2 separate regions of the Homo sapiens genome follow, and region 1 is linked to region 2. A link is a loop called in an ENCODE intact Hi-C map of the cell type or tissue named here. Cell type or tissue: PC-9. All regions are shown on one strand. Links, peaks and the distances in the headings refer to the core of each region. The heading gives the core; the rest is flanking DNA.

Region 1 (6,375 bases), core at 879-5,878, 200 kb before region 2:
AGGTCTTTACAGTGCTGGTTTCCCTGCTTGAGCAGCTCACTCCATCTCAGCCCATTCCCCATCCCTCCACCTCCCCCTTCTCTGCCCACTCTCATACAATTCTTCCTCATCTTTCAGGACCCAGCTTCAATGTCACCTTAACTGGATGCTTCTCTCACCCTCCAGAAGTGCTTCTTATTGCATTGGATGCATGCACTATTATTTGATCATTTTTGAGTCATAGTCCAAGTCTTTTTGTAACTGAATAACATGTTGCCCAATCAGTCTCTCTTCCTGGACTCTGAAGTCTTTCATGGTAGATCCAGCTGGAAGTGACAAAAAGATATTCTTTAAAAAAAAAAAAAAAGGGATGACACAGACAGACACAAGTTCTTAAACGTTTTAAATGGTATGTGAAAAGCAAACAAAATTCAAAGCCTTATGGGGAACACTTAGGAAGGAAAGAATTACTGGGAACTTCATAAAGGGTTAATTTTTTTTTTTTTTTTTTTTTTTTTTTTGAGACAGTCTTGCTCTGTTGCCCAGGCTGGAGTGCAGTGGCGCAATCTCGGCTCACTACAAGCTCTGCCTCCTGGGTTCACACCATTCTCCTGCCTTAGCCTCCCGAGTAGCTGGGACTACAGGTACCTGCCACCAAACCTGGCTAATTTTTTGTACTTTTAGTACAGATGGGGTTTCACCGTGTTAGCCAGGATGGTCTCAATCTCCTGACCTCGTGATCTGCCTGCCTCGGCCTCCCAAAGTGCTGGGACTACAGGCGTGAGCCACCATGCCCAGTCTAATTTTTATTTTATTTTATTTTTTGAGACTGAGTCTCATTCTGTTACCTATGCTGGAATGCAGTGGTGCAATCAGGGCTCACTGCAGCCTCGACCTCCTGGGCTCAAGTAATCTCCCCTAATTTTTATTTAAGAAATTCAGTCTTGGTTGAGCGTGGTAGCTTACGCCTGTAATCTCAACACTTTGGGAGGCTGAGAGGGGTGGATTACTCGAGCCCAGCAGTTTGAGATCAGCCTGGGCAACACATTAAGACCCTGTCTCTATGCAAAAAAACAGAGTGAATTTATGAAAGGCAATTTTTCCCACAGACTGGTGGTGGAGGGAATGACTTCAGGATGATTCAAGTGCATTACATATATTGTGCACTTTATTTCTATTATTATTGCATTGTAATATACAATGAAATAATTCTACAACTCATGATAATGTACAATCAGTGGGATCTCTGAACTTATTTTCCTGCAACTAGACTGTCCATCTGGGGCGAAGGGAGAAACAGGCATTAGATTCTCATAAGGAGCACGCAACCTAGATCCCTTACCTGCACACTTCACAACAGGGTTCATGCTCCTATGAGAATCTAATGCTGCCGCTGATCTGACAAGACATGGCGCTCAGGTGGTCATGTGAGCAATGGGGAGGGGCTATAAATACAGATGAAGTTTCCCCTCACTCACCTGCTGCTCACCTCTGGCTCTGTGGCCCTGTGGATGGAGACCCCTGCTCGAGTGCATTCGTAAGTATCCATCCCATACCATTCTTCAGACTCATCTATACTGCCGCAGTGGTCAAGTGTAGCACCCTTAGCTTGAATGGCATATGCCTCGGCTGGCATTTCATCACAATCAACATTAAGTGGTAGCTTGAGTCATTGTGAGGTCACTTCCTAGAAATCATCAGCATCCCATGTCCCACTGGCAAATAGCTCAGCTCTGCTCCTTGGATAACCAAACCTATGCCTAAATCCCATCTGTGTGGGTCCATCTCCTGGTACCCTTCCCAGCATCAATTCTGTATTTCTAGGAGTCCAATCAGGAGATATAAACCACTCAGAAGTTTAAACTAAAATGGGCATAGTGGCTCACACCTGTAATCCCAGCACTTTGGGAGGCCAAGGCGGGTGATCGCTTTGAGCTCAGGAGTTTGAGACCAGCCTGGGAAACGTGGCGAAACACCGTCTCTACAAAAAACACAAAAATTAGCCAGGCGTGGTGGCACATATCTGTAATCCCAGCTACTCAGGAGGCTGAGGAAGGAGAATTGCTTGAGCCTGGGAAGTGGAGGTAGCCATGAGCAGAGATCGTGCCACTGCACTTTAGCCTAGGTGATCGAGTGAGACCCAGTACCAATAAAAAACAAAAAAAAAGTAAAAAAATATATATATATATGTAAATTTAATATAAAAAGTATTAATTATAACAGAGGATTGGCGTAATGAGTGACACACTAGCACAAATGAAAGACAACTCTAGAGAATACAGAACTAGCAGAGGCCAGGCATGGTGGCTCATGCCTGTAATCCCAGCAATTTGGGAAGCCTAGGCAGGAGGATCGCTTGAGGACAGGAGTTGGAGACCAGTCTGGGCAACATAGTGAGACCCTGTGTCTACCAAAAAAAGAAAAAAAATTAGCCAGGTGTGGTGGTGGTGCACACCTATAGTTCCAGCTACTTTGGAGTCTGGGGTGGGAAGATCCCTTGCGCCTGAAAAGTCTAGGCTGCAGTGAGTATGGGTGGATTTTGGTGTACACAGAAATGGGGGAGCTGGAACTAATCCCCCCAATATACCAAGAGACAAATTGTATCTGTTTTTACAATTATACTGTAGGATACATTATGTTCCATGACAATGGTAATTTTTAATGACAGTTTTTAATTGAGTGGAATTACCATAAAAATAATAAAAGTAGCAGCTAATATTTACTGAGCTGTTACTAGGTGCCTATAAATACCATAAATTTTTAAATTCCCCATAACTCTTCCTTATTCCACTTAACCACTTTATCTTAAATTACTCATGCTTGCTTCAGTAGCACGTATACTACAGTTGGAACAATAGGGAGATTGGCATGGCCTCTGTGCAAGAACGACATGCAAGTTTCTGAATCATTCCATATTTTTTTTAAAAAGAGAAAAAAATTACATCCGGATTTTCACTGTGTGCATATGACCTTTTGTTTAGGTTGAATTATATCCAAAGATGGTATTTCCAGAAGTGAGATTACTGTGAGTCACAGGGCGTGAGCATTCTTATTACACTTGATGTAAACTGTCGAGCTTTCAGGCATGGTGGCTGTCTGCTTATAATTCCAGCACTTTGGGAGGCTGAGGTGGGAGGATTGCTTGAGCCCAGGAAGTTGTGGCTGCAGTGAGCCATAATTGCACCACTGCACTCCAGTCTGGGCAACAGAGTGAGACAGAAGGTTGACTGTTTAATAGAATTTTTCTGTTGACTTGAAGATATGGCCATGACTGTGCCATATGAAAATTCTTCATAAAATAATTATCTCATCCAATTAAATGTTGGAATTGGGAACAGAAAATGTTTTGGTGACTATTTATTCCTTCACTTGCTATTACAGAAACTACTGCCAGTGGGCACTTAACAACCAAAAGTGTCATCTCTGAGCTACTCACAATGAAAGGTGATGTCTGGGGCCCAGGTGTGTTGAGGTCCCCATGTCTGGGCTATGGGTGCTGAGTGGGACTTACTTGTCCATCCATTTTCTATATTCCAGCACTGGGAAACTTGGGTTTATCCATCTTGATAAGAGGTCATTTAAATTCCACCTGGCAAAAACCACAAATGGAAAAAAGGCAATGAAACTACAGGCTAGCCCTTGTTCTCAAAAGAATATTTAGCTTAGGTGGTTCTGTAAAAGAGGAATCACATTGTTGAAAACTCATCACAGGTCAGGTGAGGTGGCTCACACCTATAATCCCAGCCCATTGGGAGACTAAGGCAGGAGGATATCCCATGAGGCCAAAAGTTCAAGACCAGCCTGGGTAACACAGTGAAACCTCATCTCTACAAAAAATTAGAAAATGAGCTGGGTGCGGGGGCACATTCCTATAGTCCCAGCTACTTTGGAGGCTGAAGTGGGAGGATCAAAGTGGAAGCTGCAGAAGTAGAAGCTGCAGTGAGCTCTGATCCCACTGCACTCCAGCCTGGGTGACAGAGTGAGAAAACATACACACACACACACACACACACACACACCCCTCATCTCAGTCTGCCCAGCCTTCACACACACACACACACTCATCTCAGTCTGCCCAGCCTTCACACACACACACACACACACACACACACACCTCATCTCAGTCTGCCCAGCCTTGACTAGTGAAAAAGGTCTTCTGGTTACAGAAGACGTATGCTCTTTTTTAGGACCGGGATGGACCAGCAAGCTTGTTCACAGCCTTTCCCTCATCCTCTGCTTAGTTTTCCAAGAAACTTCAGGTGGAAAGGGAGTCCCTGGGGAAAAGACCTAACTCATCAGGTTACCAAAGGAGAAATTTGCATCCTTTGTCAATTAATAAATGGAACACCTGCCTTAAAAACCAGGGAGTTCTGCTAGGGTGAATCACTCCCTACAACCCTGACCTATGCAGGGAATGTAAAAACCTGGAGTTTGGGGACCTATAATATTGAAGGCCACATTGCAGATGTGGAGACCTTACCAAAGTACAGCCTTTCCACAAAGCACTACCGAACACCAGCTGGCTGTCTCCATGGGACACCGCTGTATCTCTGGCTCTCGTTTCCCCCAGAGATGCTCTATTCCAGCCTTCTCTTACATTTTGTATCCTGCACAGTTCCTGGCATAAGGACTTACAACATATCAGGCTGCTATGTTAATGGTGATCTACTGCAGATCCAACTTGAGATTCTGGCAGGGCGCTTTGTGTTTGAGAAATTAAAGGGGAGAGAATGGACCCAGCCTGCTGGAATATAAAAAATTTAAAGAAGAAAAAAATATTAAAATAAAAATTTCTCCTAAAGAGCACTCAAAAGCACACTCCCACCAATGCTAGATCTATTTACCTCTCTCTTGCTTTTTTTTTTCTGAGATAGGGTCTCACTCTGTCACTCAGACTGGAGTGCAGTGGCAAGATCACTGCTTACTGCAGCTTTCAACTCCTGGGGTCAAGCTATCCTCCCACTTCAGCCTCCTGAGTAGCTGGGATTACAGGTGAATGCCACCATGCCTGGCTAATTTTTTAATTTTTTGTAGAGACGGGGTCTCACTATGTGGCCCAGACTGGTCTTGAACTCCTGGGTCAAACTAATCCTCCCGCCTTCGCCTCCGAAAGTGCTAGGATTATAGGCTTTAGCCACTGTGCCCAGTCTATTTATCTTTCTATAACTCATATATTAAATCTTCCTCCTTAAATCACCTCCTACCCACCCATCTGCAGGGATAGCAAACACAGGTCTCAGCAGGTCAGGCAACCTACAGGAGGGAATGAGGCCAGAGTAATGTGGGAGACCAGGGGGAACTGTAGCAAACTGCAAGGTATTCACTTCAATAGTTCTTCAACACTGTGATGGTCAAACCAAACACAGAAACAGGAAGCCCAGTTCAGTCGCCAGCAGCCAATGTGGGATATTTGATCTACATGCTACAGGGCAAACTGCTTACGATAAATGACCTGGTCTCCACCAACCTGCTCTTCAAGTCCAGCCGCTCCTGCCCAACTCCCTACACTCTACTGACACGACCCACATTCACAGTACTCTCCTGAAACTTTGCTTGTTCACTCTTTTTTTATTTTCCCAATGAATATTTCTTTTTCTTTTTTTTACTTTTTTTGAGACAGAGTCCCCTTCTGTTACACAGGCTGAAGTACAGGCGGATGATTATGGCTCACTGCAGCTTCGTTATGGCTCACTGCAGCTTCCGTCACCTGGGCTCAAGTGATCCTCCCACCTTAGCCTCCCAAGTAGCGGGGATTACAGTCATGTAACACCACACCCAGCTAAATTTATTATTTTTTCTTGTCTTTTTTTTTTTTTTTTTTTTTTTTCAGACGGAGTCTCGCTCTGTTGCCCAGACTGGAGTGCAGTGGCATGATCTCAGCTCACTGCAACCTCTGCCTCCTGGGTTCAAGCAATTCTCTTTCCTCAGCCTCCCGAGTAGCTGGGATTACAGGTGCATGCCACCATGCCTGACTAATTTTTATATTTTTAGTAGAGATGGGGTTTTACCATGTTCACTAGGCTGGTCTTGAACTCCTGACCTCAGATGATCTGCCCACGTCGGCCTCCCAAAGTGCTGGGATTACAAGTGTGAGCCACCGTGCCTGGCCAGTTTATTATTTTTTCTAGAGACAGGGTCTCACTACGTTGCCCAGGCTGGCCTTGAACTCCTGGGCACAAGCAATCCTCTGGCCCCCACCTTCCAAAAAGCTGGGATTACAGGCTTGCGCCAACACATCAGGCCCTAACAAACACTTCTTGAGCTCCTACTATATACCAGGCACTATAATAGGTGCCCAGGAAACAGCGGTGAACAAGGTATAACAGTTTCTGCCCTTGGCCGGGCGTGGTGGCTCATGCCTGTAATCCCAGCACTTTGGGAAGCCGAGGCCGGTGA
Region 2 (6,375 bases), core at 970-5,969:
AGCCGAGTGTGGTGGTGGGCACCTATAATCCCAGGTACTCAGGAGGCTGAGGCAGGAGAATCGCTTGAACCCGGGAGGCAAAGGTTGCAGTGAGCCGAGATCGAGCCACTGTACTCCTGCCTGGGCAACAGAGTGAGACTCTGTCTCAAAAAAGAAAGAAAAGAAAGAAGAGGAAGGAAAGAAAAAGGAAAGGAAGGAAGGAAAGAAAAGAAAAGAGGCCAGGCGCGGTGGCTCACCCCTGTAATCCCAGCACTTTGGGAGGCCGAGGCAGGCGGATCACGAGGTCAGGAGATCAAGACCGTCCTGGCTAACATGGTGAAAACCCATCTCTACTAAAAATACAAAAAATTAGCTGGGCATAATGGCAGGCACCTGTAGTCCCAGCTACTAGGGAGGCTGAGGCAGGAGAACGGCGTGAACCCGGGAGGCGGAGCTTGCAGTGAGCTGAGATTGCACCACTGCACTCCAGCCTGGGCAACAGAGCGAGACTCCGTCTCAAAAAAAAAAACAAAAAAACAAAAAAACAAAGGAAAGAAAGAAAAAAAACAAAGAAAAGAAAGAGAAAAGAAAGGAAAGAAATGGTGGCCACTTAGGGAAAACCCCGTGCCTGCCTCTGGCTAGGGACTAGCAGGGTGCCTGGAAAGAGTGGTTTACAGAAGTTAATTTCCTTTTTATTTATTTATTTATTAAAAATGTGAGGGCCAGGCTCAGTGGCTCCTGGCCTGTAATCACAGCACTTTGGGAGGCCAAGGCGGGCAGATCATGAGGTCAGAAGTTCAAGACCAGCCTGACCAACATGGAGAAACCCCGTCTCTACTAAAAATACAAAAATTAGCTGGGCGTGGTGGTGCATGCCTGTAATCCCAGCTACTTGGGAGGCTGAGGCAGGAGAATCGCTAGAACCCAGGAGATGGAGATTGCAGTGAGCTAAGATCACACCACTGCACTCCAGCCTAGGTGTCAGAGCGAGACTCTGTCTCAAAAAAAAAAAAACAAACTTGGAGACCAGGTCTCACTCAGTTGCCCAGGCTGGAGTGCAGTGACACGATCTCCATTCACTGTAGCCTTGACCTCCTGGGCTCAAGCAATCCTCCTACCTCAGCCTCCCTAATAGTTGGGACTACAGGTATGCACCACCATACCCAGCTAATTTTTGTATTTTTTTTTTGGTAGAGACAGGGTTTCACCATGTTGCCCAGGCTGGTCTCGAACTTCTGAGCTCAAGCAATCCTCCCAAAGTGCTGAGATTACAAGCATGAGCCACCGCTCCTGGCCTGTATTTCTTTCTTTTATTAGATCTAAAGAAATACACAATTCCTCCTCCTCCCCCTCTTTCTTGCCTCTAGCCTCTCTCTCCTCCTTCCCCTTCTTCTCCGTCATTTCTCTCTCTTAGAGTGGTGGGTTTTAAGCTTGTTTTGAATCAGGTCTTCTTCGAGAATCTGATGAAGGCTGAGAACCCTCCCAGAAGAATGTGCGCATGCCTGCAGTGTGGCTTGTAACACTGGATCTATCACACACATACTCACTCTGAAGGCTTTTAGCGTCCCACCGGTTAAGAACCCTGGTCCACCTCCAATGAGGGTGCGGCTGAGGTGGCCCCTGCTCCCACTTCTGTGTGGGCCATGACATAGGTGTCCTTGGCCCAGTCCCCAGAGCTGGGGCTGTGTCATGACATGACCCCATTCCAGCTTCTTTTCCCCAAAACTAGAAGGGGCACCTGACCAGTGGCTCTGTTTCCTATCCACGGAAGCTGTTCACAGAAGCCCTGGTGATTGGCCAGGTGCGGTGGCTCACGCCTGTAATCCCAGGCCTTTGGGGGGTCGAGGCAAGTGGCTCACTTGAGACCAGAATGGCCAACATGGTGAAACCCCGTCTCTACTAAAAATACAAAAAATTAGACAGGCGTGGTGGTGGGCGCCTGTAATCCCAGCCACTCTGGAGGCTGAGGCAGGAGAATCACCTGAACCTGGAAGGCAGAGGTTGCAGTGAGCCGAGATCCTGCCATTGCATTCCAGCCTGGGCAATAAGAGTGAAACTCCGTCTCTCTCTCTCTCCTCTCTCTCTCTCTCTCTCTCTCTCTCTCACACACACACACACACACACACAAAGAAAGAAAGAAAAAAAGATAACAAAAAGAAGCCCTCGTGATCTCTGTAACCCTTTCTAACAAGTTCAACAAAACGCCTCAAGGCAAGGGGCTGGGCTACGGGGAAGCAGACTTGGCCCTGTGCTAGAGATGCGTGAAACACATCTGCACATCTGAGTGGCAGCACAGTTGAGGTTGTCCTGCAACTCAGCCTGTCTCACACTGAGCATGGCACTGGGCCTAGGGACTCTGCTGTCTGGCTGCTCCGTCCCCCAACCTCCCATCCCATTCCGTCACTGCCCAGCCTGACTGCCTTCTGCACGCCACAGCCAGGCTGCTCCCAGCCATTGCAATTGCTTCCTTCCCACCCCACCTCAGCACCTGGCCCTACCGGCCTCCTCACTGGCCAGCCTGCCTCATTGCCTTCTCCAATCCCTCCTGCTTTTTTCTTTTCTTTCCTTTTTTTTTTTTTTTTTTTTTTTGCGACAGGGTCTCACTCTGTCGCTCAGGCTAGAGTGCAGTGGCACCATTATGGCTCACTGCAGCCTTGATCTCCTGGTCTCAAGAGATCTTCCTGCCTCAGCCTCCTGAGTAGCTGGGACTACGAGTGCACTCCACTACGCCGTTAATTTTTGCTTTTTTGTTTTCTTGTTTTTGTTTTGAGACAGAGTCTCGCTCTGTCACCCAGGCTGGAGTGCAGTGGCACAATCTCGGCTCACTGCAACCTTCGCCTCCTGGGTTCAAGCAATTCTCCTGCTTCAGCCTCCTGAGTAGCTGGGATTATAGGCATGCACCACCACACCCAGCTAGTTTTTGTGTTTTTAGTAGAGATGAGGTTTCACCATGTTGGCCAGGCTGGTCTCAAACTCCTGACTTCAAGTGATCCACCCACCTCGACCTCCCAAAGTGCTGGGATTACAGGCATGAGCCACTGCACCCGGCCATTATTTTTTGTACAGACGGGATCTCGCTATGTTGCCCAGGCTGGTCTCACACTCCTGGCCTAGAGCGATCCTCCTGCCTCAGTCTCCCAAAGCACTGGGATTCCAGGCATGAACCACCATGCCTGACCACTCCCATTATTTCTAACATGCAGATCTGAACACCCATTCACTCATTCCACAAATACTTATTGAACAATTCCTATGTCCCCTGCAGAGTGGCTGGCTCTGAGGACACAGTACTGAATAAATGAGACAGAACTCCTTGCCATGCAGAACCTGCCTCCTGAGGCCACATCCACCAGCTCACAGGCCTTGGAAGGCCTTCTGAGTGACTCCACCTGGCACGTGCCATCCTTGGCTCCTCCCAGGGCGCCCTCCCACCTTATCTCCCATCGCTGCCCTTGATTCCAATACCCCGAGCCCAGCTGGCGCCCCTCATGCCCTCTCTGCCTCCACGGGTTCAGGTGAGCTCACAGGCCAAGGCCCAGCTCAGCCACCTCCTCCTCCATGCGGCCTTCCTGATGTGCAGCTGCCGTGACTACTCCTGTCTCTGGGGTTCTCTGGGAGCCTGTGTTTAGGGCCCAGTCTCTTCTTCCAGTGATTTATTTGCTAGCATGTTTATCTCTCCCCAAAGCTCTGAGCTTCTGGAGGCCAGGACATGTCTTCCTTGTCTCTGCATCGCCCACGTAGGCCACTTTGAAATGTTTGTTGAATGAGTCATCGAGTGAAGGAAGGAACCCGCAGAGGAACGGTTGCAGAAACTTTGGGGGAGGCCTGGGCACCAAAGGCGAGGCGTGGTGGCGGAAAGCCGACACTAGAGGGCGACAGAGAGTAAGGGAAAAAATGCAGCCAGGACCAACAGGCTTGGAGCAGAGAGATGCCTGGGCCAGGGCTCGTCCCAGCCTGGAAGCCCCAAGCCTTCGTCCTCCATGCCTGCCCTGGCTTCGTGGGGAAGGGGTGGGGAGCATACCAGCCCCCCCCCCGCCCCACCCCGTCTGAACTCAGTCAGCCGACTGAACTCTGCTCTATACCCTGGGGAAAGGGAAGAATAGGACCAGGACGGCCGGCAGGAAAACAGGAAACTCCAGTCCCAGAGCAGCGGGCAGAAGACCGTCCCCAGGATGTGGGCACTTCTCGCCAGAGGGTCCTGAGCCTGGGGCGCACTCTTCTGGTTTGGGGTAAACTTGGTCCTCTCGTGGTCTCTCTCTCTTCAGATAGGGCCCAGGGGAGCCCCCACTCCATACCACGTTTTTCCTTCCAACACATACAGCAGCCAGGAGGCCGGACAGAGCTTTCCGGTTTCCTGTTTTCACAACTGTATTTTCCCCTTTCTCCTTAATCAGTTTCCTACAGCCCCAGACAGGGTGACAGGCCACAGGGCACCTGCCCAGCTTGGCTGTCCCAGCCTGTCCCCCATCCCCTCACCACCCCCAACTTTTTTTTTTTTTTTTTTGAGACAGAGTCTCGTTGTGTCACCCGGGCTGGAGTGCAGTGAGTGGTGCAATCTCAGCTCACTACAACCCCCACCTCCCAGGTTCAAGCAATTCTCAAGCTTCAGCCTCCTAAGAGCTGGGACTTTGGGTTTGCACCACCATGCCCGGCTAATTTTTGTAGGTTTTTTTTTTTCTTTTGAGATGGAGTTTCACTCTTGTCGCCAGGCTGGAGTGCAATGGCACGATCTCGGCTCACTGCAACCTCCACCTCCCGGGTTAAAGTGACTCTCCTGCCTCAGTCTCCTGAGTAGCTGAGATTACAGGTGTGCACCACCACACCTGGCTAATTTTTGTATTTTTAGTAGAGATGGGATTTCACCATGTTGGCCAGGCTGGTCTCGAACCCCTGACCTCAGGTGATCTGCCCACCTCAGCCTCCCAAAGTGCTGGGATTACAGGCGTGAGCCACTGCGCCTGGCCTAATTTTTGTATTTTTAGTAGGAACAGGGTTTCACCATGTTGGCCAGGCTGGTCTCAAACTCCTGGCCTCAAGCAATCCACCTGCCTCAGCCTCCCAAAGCGCTGGGATTACAGGCATGAGCCACCTCGTGCGGCCTGCCTGCCTTTTTTTGAGACGTTCTAGAAGACCCCGGGCCTCCTGCCTTCCTCTCTCAGTTGAGGGAATACTCAGCAAACTGGCCCCATCACCAGGCACCTGCTGGCCTCCAGGCCCCCCTCCACTCACCCAAGGAGGCATCTTAGAGACCCAGATGCCTGGGGGTCTCCTACCTCCCCCTCCACCTACCCAAGGAGGCATCTTAGAGACCCAGATGCCTGGGGGTCTCCTACCTCCCCCTCCACCTACCCACTTTCTAGGGCTCTCTTAAGGGGGAAATCTAAATCTATCTCGGGATAGGAATCCCACTCTCCCGCAGGCTTAAGGAGGACTCCTGCCTCATTCACCCCTTTTCTCCATCTCACTCTGATTTAAAGCAGCGCAGGTCATATCCAGGCTTAGCTGGCCAACAGGGAGGGAACGTTCCCATCTCAGGCCTGGTGAGTGTCTCCTGTCCTCCCCTCACTCCTACCTCCACTGTTTAAAAAATGATTCTATGATACTCGTTAAAGCACGAGCAGGAACATTTTATTCAGGATCATCACAAGAGATATCTAGGCAAGACTGCAATGGGATTGTGCAGTGGAGGAAGAGAGATTGGGCTCAACTCTGAAGAGAGCACGGGCAAGGGAGAATTTATGGCCCAGGAGCAGGGTGGCGTGAGTGGATGGAAAATTACTAAGAGGAAATACTGGGGGGTTCTGGCTCAACTGACCTAGCAGGATTCTAGCTGAAGGCCAGCCAGGGAGATCAGACACCACCTGGGAGATGGTAGAGGATGAGGAACCTGATTGGAGGGTGATCAGATCTCAAGGGTGAGCGGCTCTTGCTAAACAGGTTTCTTGCAAAAACTGGATTTACGAACAGGGCGCAGTGGCTCACGCCTGTAATCCCAGCACATTGGGAGGCCAAGGCGGGTGGATCACCTGAGGTCAGGAGTTCAAGACCAGCCTGACCAACATGGTGAACCCCCATCTCTACTAAAAATACAAACTTAGCCAGGCATGGTGGCTCATGCCTGTAATCCCAGCTACTCGGGAGGCTAAGTGAGGCAGGAGAATCGCTTGAACCCAGGAGTCAGAGGTTGCAGTGAGCTGAGATTGCGCCATTGCACTCCAGCCTGGGCAACAGAGCGAGACTCTGTCGGCGGGGGGGTGGGGAAGACTGGATTTATGCAGAGGGGCTTAGGAGGTTCCAGAGTCTGAGTAAAGTTTGGTCAAACGGGGGATCTTTGTCACCCCTTCCCATGTGCACAGCCCTGTCCTGCAGCATTTAGGCTGTGGAGTGGGTAATGCA

What was found. Peaks named below come from ENCODE experiments on the same cell type or tissue, not always from the same donor. Only the 100,000 strongest peaks of a DNase experiment are listed, where the experiment ranks them.
Region 1: a loop joins it to region 2, with 4 times the contacts of the local background. A loop is called at or near these places in 2 of 110 quality-filtered maps.

Annotation. Positions count from the first base shown.
Region 1 is chr7:76,084,649-76,091,023 of GRCh38, forward strand. It overlaps the pseudogene RNU6-863P. Among named protein-coding and RNA genes, the nearest start is that of MDH2, 40 kb to the left of the region's middle. In PC-9, for the core only: no CTCF peak of the experiment used is centred there; DNase peaks (open chromatin) are centred at 1,613, 2,933 and 5,373; H3K4me3 peaks cover 321 bases; H3K27ac peaks cover 5,000 bases.
Region 2 is chr7:76,287,957-76,294,331 of GRCh38, forward strand. No RefSeq gene overlaps it. Among named protein-coding and RNA genes, the nearest start is that of HSPB1, 12 kb to the right of the region's middle. RefSeq lists enhancers at 2,284-2,799, 3,456-3,765, 3,832-4,347 and a cis regulatory region at 3,440-4,208. In PC-9, for the core only: CTCF peaks have their summits at 3,840 (motif pointing right) and 4,046; DNase peaks (open chromatin) are centred at 3,815, 4,465 and 5,845; H3K4me3 peaks cover 1,049 bases; H3K27ac peaks cover 2,967 bases.